Regions from separate parts of the Mus musculus genome. Here region 1 is linked to region 2. A link is a contact called in ENCODE Hi-C or POLR2A ChIA-PET data. All regions are on one chromosome and are shown on one strand. The core of a region is the stretch at or near the end of the contact, and the rest is flanking DNA. Distances in the headings are between cores, read along the strand shown.

Region 1 (2,852 bases), core at 98-2,597, 51 kb after region 2:
TCGTGCCAGGGGACCTGAATTCTATCCCTGTGACCTACAAGGTAAAAGGATAGCACTGACTCCTGACCTCCACCACATATGCATTGTGACACACACACACATACACACACACACACACACACACACACACTCAAAAGCAATTTGGTTTATTTGGTTTTTTGAGAAAGGGTTTCACTGTGAGCCCTGGCTGTCCTGGAACTCACTCTGTAGACCAGGTTGGCTTCAAACTCACAGAGATCTTCCTGCCTCTGCCTTTGAGCTCTGGGGCTAAAGGTATGGGCCACTACGGCCTGGCTAATTTTTTAAAACCCACAAAAATTAGAAATGTATGCTGGACCACCCACTCGATGCTAGACATCAATCACAGGGTCTCACACAAACTACATAAGCGCTCTACCACTAAACTACACCTATAACTACCACTGGACTACACCTATAATATAACTAAACTACACCTATAACTACTACCAGACTACACTTATAACTACTACCAGACTACACTTATAACTACCACTGGACTACACCTCTATCCCTTAACTATAAACAGTATCCACCGCTTAGTACTTGCTTCATACATGATACGTGTTAGTTCATCACAGGTTGCTGGAGGACAAAACTGGAGATGAGGATGGCAATTGGTGTCATCACACCAAGCCAGAGGTCAAAGTGTACGGGGTGGAAAGGAGAGCCAGCCTCACAGGAAAAATGAGCAGGCATGCAGGTTTTAAAGTTCAGTGCTGAGAATAGCTCTGGATAGTCAGTGGCTCTGCTCAGCATTGAGGAAGGGGCCAGTGCAGTATCTGAGCGTTTTCTCTCAGCATTCTAGCAGGAAGCCCCTGAATGGCTGGGGTGCCTCTAAAGAACTATTTTCCTACCCTTTGACACTCGCCCCTGCTTCTCCCATTCCGTCCTTTTCTCCTCTACTTAGAAACTTTCCCCGCTGCCCTTGTCAATGAGAGTCCGCCATCGCGCCCATCTCCACCCTCCTCCTCCATCTCAGTCAGACATCCCTCCCCTCCCCTGCATTTCAAAGCATCAAAGCACTGTTCGACTTTTTCCAAGAGGAGGCTCGAAGCAAGGCGTACAGTGAAAGTATAAGCCTCCAGCTAAAGCTGAGAAACAGAGCGGGCAGAGGGACAATGAACATAGTGAGGTCTGGGCTGGGGCATCTCCACCGCTTACGCTGGCCACCTGGGACCTCTTGCATGCCTCAGTGTCCCGGTGCTGCTGGCAGGCAAGGGGCGGGCCGGCTGGGGGCGGGGCGGGGCGCAGGCGGGGCCGGCCGGGCCAGGCGCCCGGGCAGGAGGCAGCTGCATATCTGCGGTCCCGACCACAATTGCTGGGAGTCGCGTCCCGGAGACTGGCGGCGCTGACTCTGCCCGCTGCGGCCGCCGCGCCGATTAGAGCCCGAGAGGGAGCGCCAACCCCGGGGAGGGGGGCGATGGCGGGGAAGCGCTGGTGCCCCTTGGCCTCCATCCTAGCCAACACCCCCAATGCCAAGTCGGGTCTTTCTCTGCCTCCCTTATAAACTTAGCCTCCCAGCCTTGGCTTTCTCCAAACTGGATCTAAAGCTAGTGCTTTGGGACCCTGCAACAACCTGAGGAAGTTGACATCCTGTTGACCTTTCCCTCTTCCCCAGCACCCAAAAAAGAGGACTCAGAACCTCAGGATAAGCGTTCTCGGGCAAAAGCAGATCGAAGAAGGAGCCTGAGACGCCAGAGGACAAGCATTCCGAGGCCAGAGCACCCCCTGCTGGCTGGCTCTGAGTCCCTGCCCCTCCCCCTCCAGCTGTGACCTCCAGCTGTGGTGGTTGGGAAGAGCTGGCTTCTTTGATCTAGAAGCGTGGCCACCCCCTCCAGGCGCCCCATTAACCTCCATTATCCCAATTAGGCATCCCTCCCAGTCCTGGACATGAGCTTCAAAGCCCCTTCAATGCGGAGAGGAGAGGGGCTGACTCTTTAGCCCCTCACCAAGCCAAGTCATTTTCAGGCAATACCCAGGTATCCTGGTCCCAGCTGGCATTCATGGTAGGTAATAGAACTATAAAAAGGATTCGAGAGAATAAAAAGGGAAAGGGACCCTATTTTCCAAGTTCCCAGTTTTGCATTAAATGATTGAGGTGGTAGCATCCAGGATCCTGGCTGACCTGAGATTCCCATCAACTTATTCAGCTTTATCCCATCCAGAGAGGAGCCAAGAGCCACCCTCCTCCATCCTTAATCCTATCGCAACACTCCCTCCCCTCCTCCTTCCTGTAACAATTTCCGCTGGGGGAGCCCAAGCCGGGTTCAGCACAGTGGCCGCTTCCTGGAACATTTTCCTGTATCCGAAACCGCGGCTCCCTCCCCAGGGACCCACTGATCAAGGCCAGATGGGAGCAGGGATGGGGGTGGAAGCAAAGGAGCCAGGCTCTCCCCATCACCCCCCTCCCAACACATTTGCACACCACAGGGAGCCCCTGCCCTGACACACAGACTGACATAGGCACACACCACATGCCACAGTCATACACTCATGGGCATTCGTGGCGACACAGGAACCACAGGCTGAGTCTTAGAAAGTCAACACACCCACAGATATCACCACATGCTATCTCCACCCCACCCCATCCCCGTCTAACTTCTTGGTCCTTTTTTGCTTCGTGAGGAGACTTTAGAGATCCAAAAATAACGGGATACCACCCTAGGAAGGTATTAGATTGCTTCTCTGAGGGCACCTCCTAGCTGGTTCCATTATAGAAATGCAGGGTATCCATCCACTAAGTTTATATATGACAGCCAAAATCAAAGAGAGCAAAGAGGAGCAGTTCTCTGATTCCTGAGGAAGAACAAACATTAGGCTGACTCTCAAGG
Region 2 (3,049 bases), core at 189-2,688:
AAACAATACCCTGGCAGTTAAAGTGTTCACACTGGAGAAAGGAAAGGTAGTGATAGGGCTATGCTGATGTTTTTAATCCTTCCACTGCCTTTGAATCCTGGATGATTTTAGAAACCATTGCCCTTCCCACCAAGGCTGCTACACTTTGGCAATGGCAGCAGCAGATTCAATGGGGTTTGCTACTCATATGGTTTGTTGCAACAACTACACCTTTAAAAGTTTCTGGGAGGGGGGGGGGTGCTGGTGAGATGGCTCAGTGGGTAAGAGCACTGACTGCTCTTCCGAAGGTCCAAAGTTCAAATCCCAGCAACCACCCATAATGAGATCTGATGCCCTCTTCTGGTGCGTCTGAAGACAGCTACAGTGTACTTCCATGTAATAAATAAATAAATAAATAAATAAATAAAAGTGTGTGTGCACCACCAATATCTGGCTGATATTGTTAAAAAAAAAAAAAAAAGTTGCTGGGAAGCACACAGACCCTTCCTATCCAACACACAATGGTGGGGCTAGACAGACACTCAGCAGTTATGAGCACTAGGTTGCTCTTTCAAAGGACCTAGGTTTGGTTTGCCTGCATATATACTGAGACATAAAAATAAATGTAGTTGGTTGGCAGTTGTTCCTTTTTGGCACTTGCACTTTATCCTTTAAAGCGCGTTAGTGGTACTGTCAGAACACAGGTTCCCTGCTGTCCTGTCGCGGGCTTGTCCCAACAACGCGCAGTAGCTTATACCGCTTTACAATCTTGTGGTTGTGTCGTGAGTCCGAGAGTTTCGAGTCCCTTGAAGGCCCAAGCCATGTTTGCTAACTAATTTTATAACTACCTTCCTCTACTACCCATTCTGTATTTCCTTCACCTTCAGCCAGCACCTCAGCAGGTCTTGGCTCTTTTCCTGGAGGATTGACCCATACCTTCATTCCTGATGGGTCTGTGTCCTTTGTCATCCTGCTTGGATTAGGCTGTTGTAGTTTCCCATTGACTTTAATCACAGGACATGGTAGTACTAAGAGACGCCCTAAGGGATCTCCTACACTCCAGACATAATCTTGCTTACCACCATTGTGAAGAGGTAATCCAATTTCCCCATGGTAATCTGGATCTATCACCCCTCCTAACACTGTTATTCCATTTTTAGCCTGTTGGTTTAAGGGCATTAGAAGCCCAAAATGACCAAGGGGAAGTCTGAGCTTCCAGTTCAATGGAATGTTTGTTGTAGCTCCTGGTAGGAGCACTCCCCTCTCTGGAGCCAAAACTTCTAGGCCAGCAGAACCTAGAGTTATGGGGACAGGAAGCCAAAATTACCGTGCTAGCTTTAGTGTACTCTGAGAAAAGAAAAACTTGCGTTCTCTAATTAAGCTTGAGATCCGAAAAGCGGGTCCGAAACACAGGATCATAGAGACGACGGGCGCAGAGCGTATCCCCTGGCGGCACCACGGAGGTAACGCGGAGGGCGGCTAGAGCGTCACTCGCCCAGGCGGCTTCCTCTTCGGCAGTCCTCCTTCCCAACATGGCGCAGTCGATTAACATCACGGAGCTGAATCTGCCACAACTGGAAATGCTCAAGAACCAGCTGGACCAGGTGAGGACCTGTCCCAGCACCTTCCTCGCGCTTCATATCCTCCGACCGACCGCCCGCCCGGTCGGGGAGGCTTCCTTTCCCAGGGAAACCCCTATCCGGTCCCGGGTCCCGCCCCCTCAGCCTGGGCCCCGCTTTCTTGAGCTGACCCCTTGTTTTTTCCCGGCTTCTGTAGGAAGTGGAGTTTTTGTCCACGTCCATTGCTCAGCTCAAGGTGGTCCAGACCAAGTACGTGGAAGCCAAGGACTGTCTGAACGTGCTGAACAAGAGCAACGAGGGTATGGGCTAGGCGGGTGAGGGCGCCTGGGGATGCCGGCTTCTCCTTCGCTTTTTCCTAGTTCCAGTTTTCGTTAAAGAAAACTGTTTGTTACTTAGTGTGTGTGTAGCCACAGGAGCCCCCGCATGTTGCCTACAGAAAACTAAAATGTACAAGACATTTCCTCAGTTGCTGTGTTCTTTTCACTGTCTGTGAACACTGAGCCCTGTTGGGAGCTTCCCCTAACGTCTTCGCGTGGGAGCCGCTAGCCTTCCCCAGCTGTTTGTCTTTATTACTTTCACAGGAAAAGAATTACTGGTCCCACTGACGAGTTCTGTATCCTTTCCACGGGAAATGCTACCTTACATTCTTCCACAGTCTTTCCCAAAAGCGGGGAGAGTTTTGATTTTAAGAACAGTCGAACACTTAACGTAGCTCACTTGTCTAACGTTGCACCAGTGTCCATGTAATACTTTGTATCAGAGTTCGGTGAAGAATTGAAATGTTGTGTTTCTCTTTGTTTAGAGATGTCAATATGGAGACAAAGCTGGCATTTGGCTAAAGCCAGTAGAAAAAATGTTAGGATATTGAAATTGGGAACTTGCCTCTTTTTTCAATTTCACCTTAATTGCCGCTCATCTCTAATAGTGAAAGGTAGATTGTTTCCTCCTGTTGAAATGACCTGTTGTCATTTCCACCAGGAAATGACAGTCGAAAGAGAAACCTAAGAATAGCAAAGTGGTGAAGACTGTTTTAAGTAACAATAGAGCCGGCAAGGTGACGACGCAGAGCGTAAAACCCACACATACACACTGAGCTAACTTTCTGATACTAATGGGGTGGAAGGAGAAGACCAACTCCCAGAAGTTGTCCTCCGACCTTCGTGCTCCATGGCATGCACACTTGTGAAAACACACACACAGACCAAATACATGTAAGTTTAAAAGTAGTAATAATTTGTAACTAGAGAGATGGCTCAGCAGTTAAGAGCACTTGCTCTCAGTGAGAACCCAATTGGGTTCCGAACATCTACATGGTGTAGGTGACAACAATTCAAGGGGATGCAGCAACCTTTTCCGACTTCTGCAGGCACCAGGCATGCACATGATGCATACACATACACATAGTTTTGTCTTAGGGTTTCATTGCTGTGAAGAGACATCATGACCAAGGCAACTCTTTTTTTTTTTTTTTTTTTTTTTTTTTTTGGTTT

What was found. Hi-C counts contacts between places; a loop is a spot of excess contacts on that map. ChIA-PET counts read pairs that join two places held with the same protein, here RNA polymerase II (POLR2A).
Region 1: POLR2A ChIA-PET joins it to region 2 with 15 read pairs in Patski. The contact joins the enhancer-like site here to the promoter of Pfdn5 in region 2. A Hi-C loop is called at or near these places in 3 of 37 maps with a recorded cell type or tissue (Patski, T-helper 1 cell and T-helper 17 cell). POLR2A ChIA-PET finds 5 or more read pairs at or near these places in 4 of 5 experiments (Patski and embryonic stem cell).

The regions. Positions count from the first base shown.
Region 1 is chr15:102,375,629-102,378,480 of GRCm38, forward strand. No RefSeq gene overlaps it. Among named protein-coding and RNA genes, the nearest start is that of Sp7, 11 kb to the left of the region's middle. Within about 2 kb of position 1,348, at least 3 of the 3 ENCODE cell types and tissues checked have a DNase peak (open chromatin) inside an H3K27ac peak, as active enhancers do.
Region 2 is chr15:102,324,678-102,327,726 of GRCm38, forward strand. It overlaps Pfdn5 (prefoldin 5), which reads left to right and starts at 1,439. Exons shown (of 6, transcript NM_027044.3): 1 at 1,439-1,583; 2 at 1,756-1,858; 3 at 2,141-2,172. The coding sequence starts at 1,512.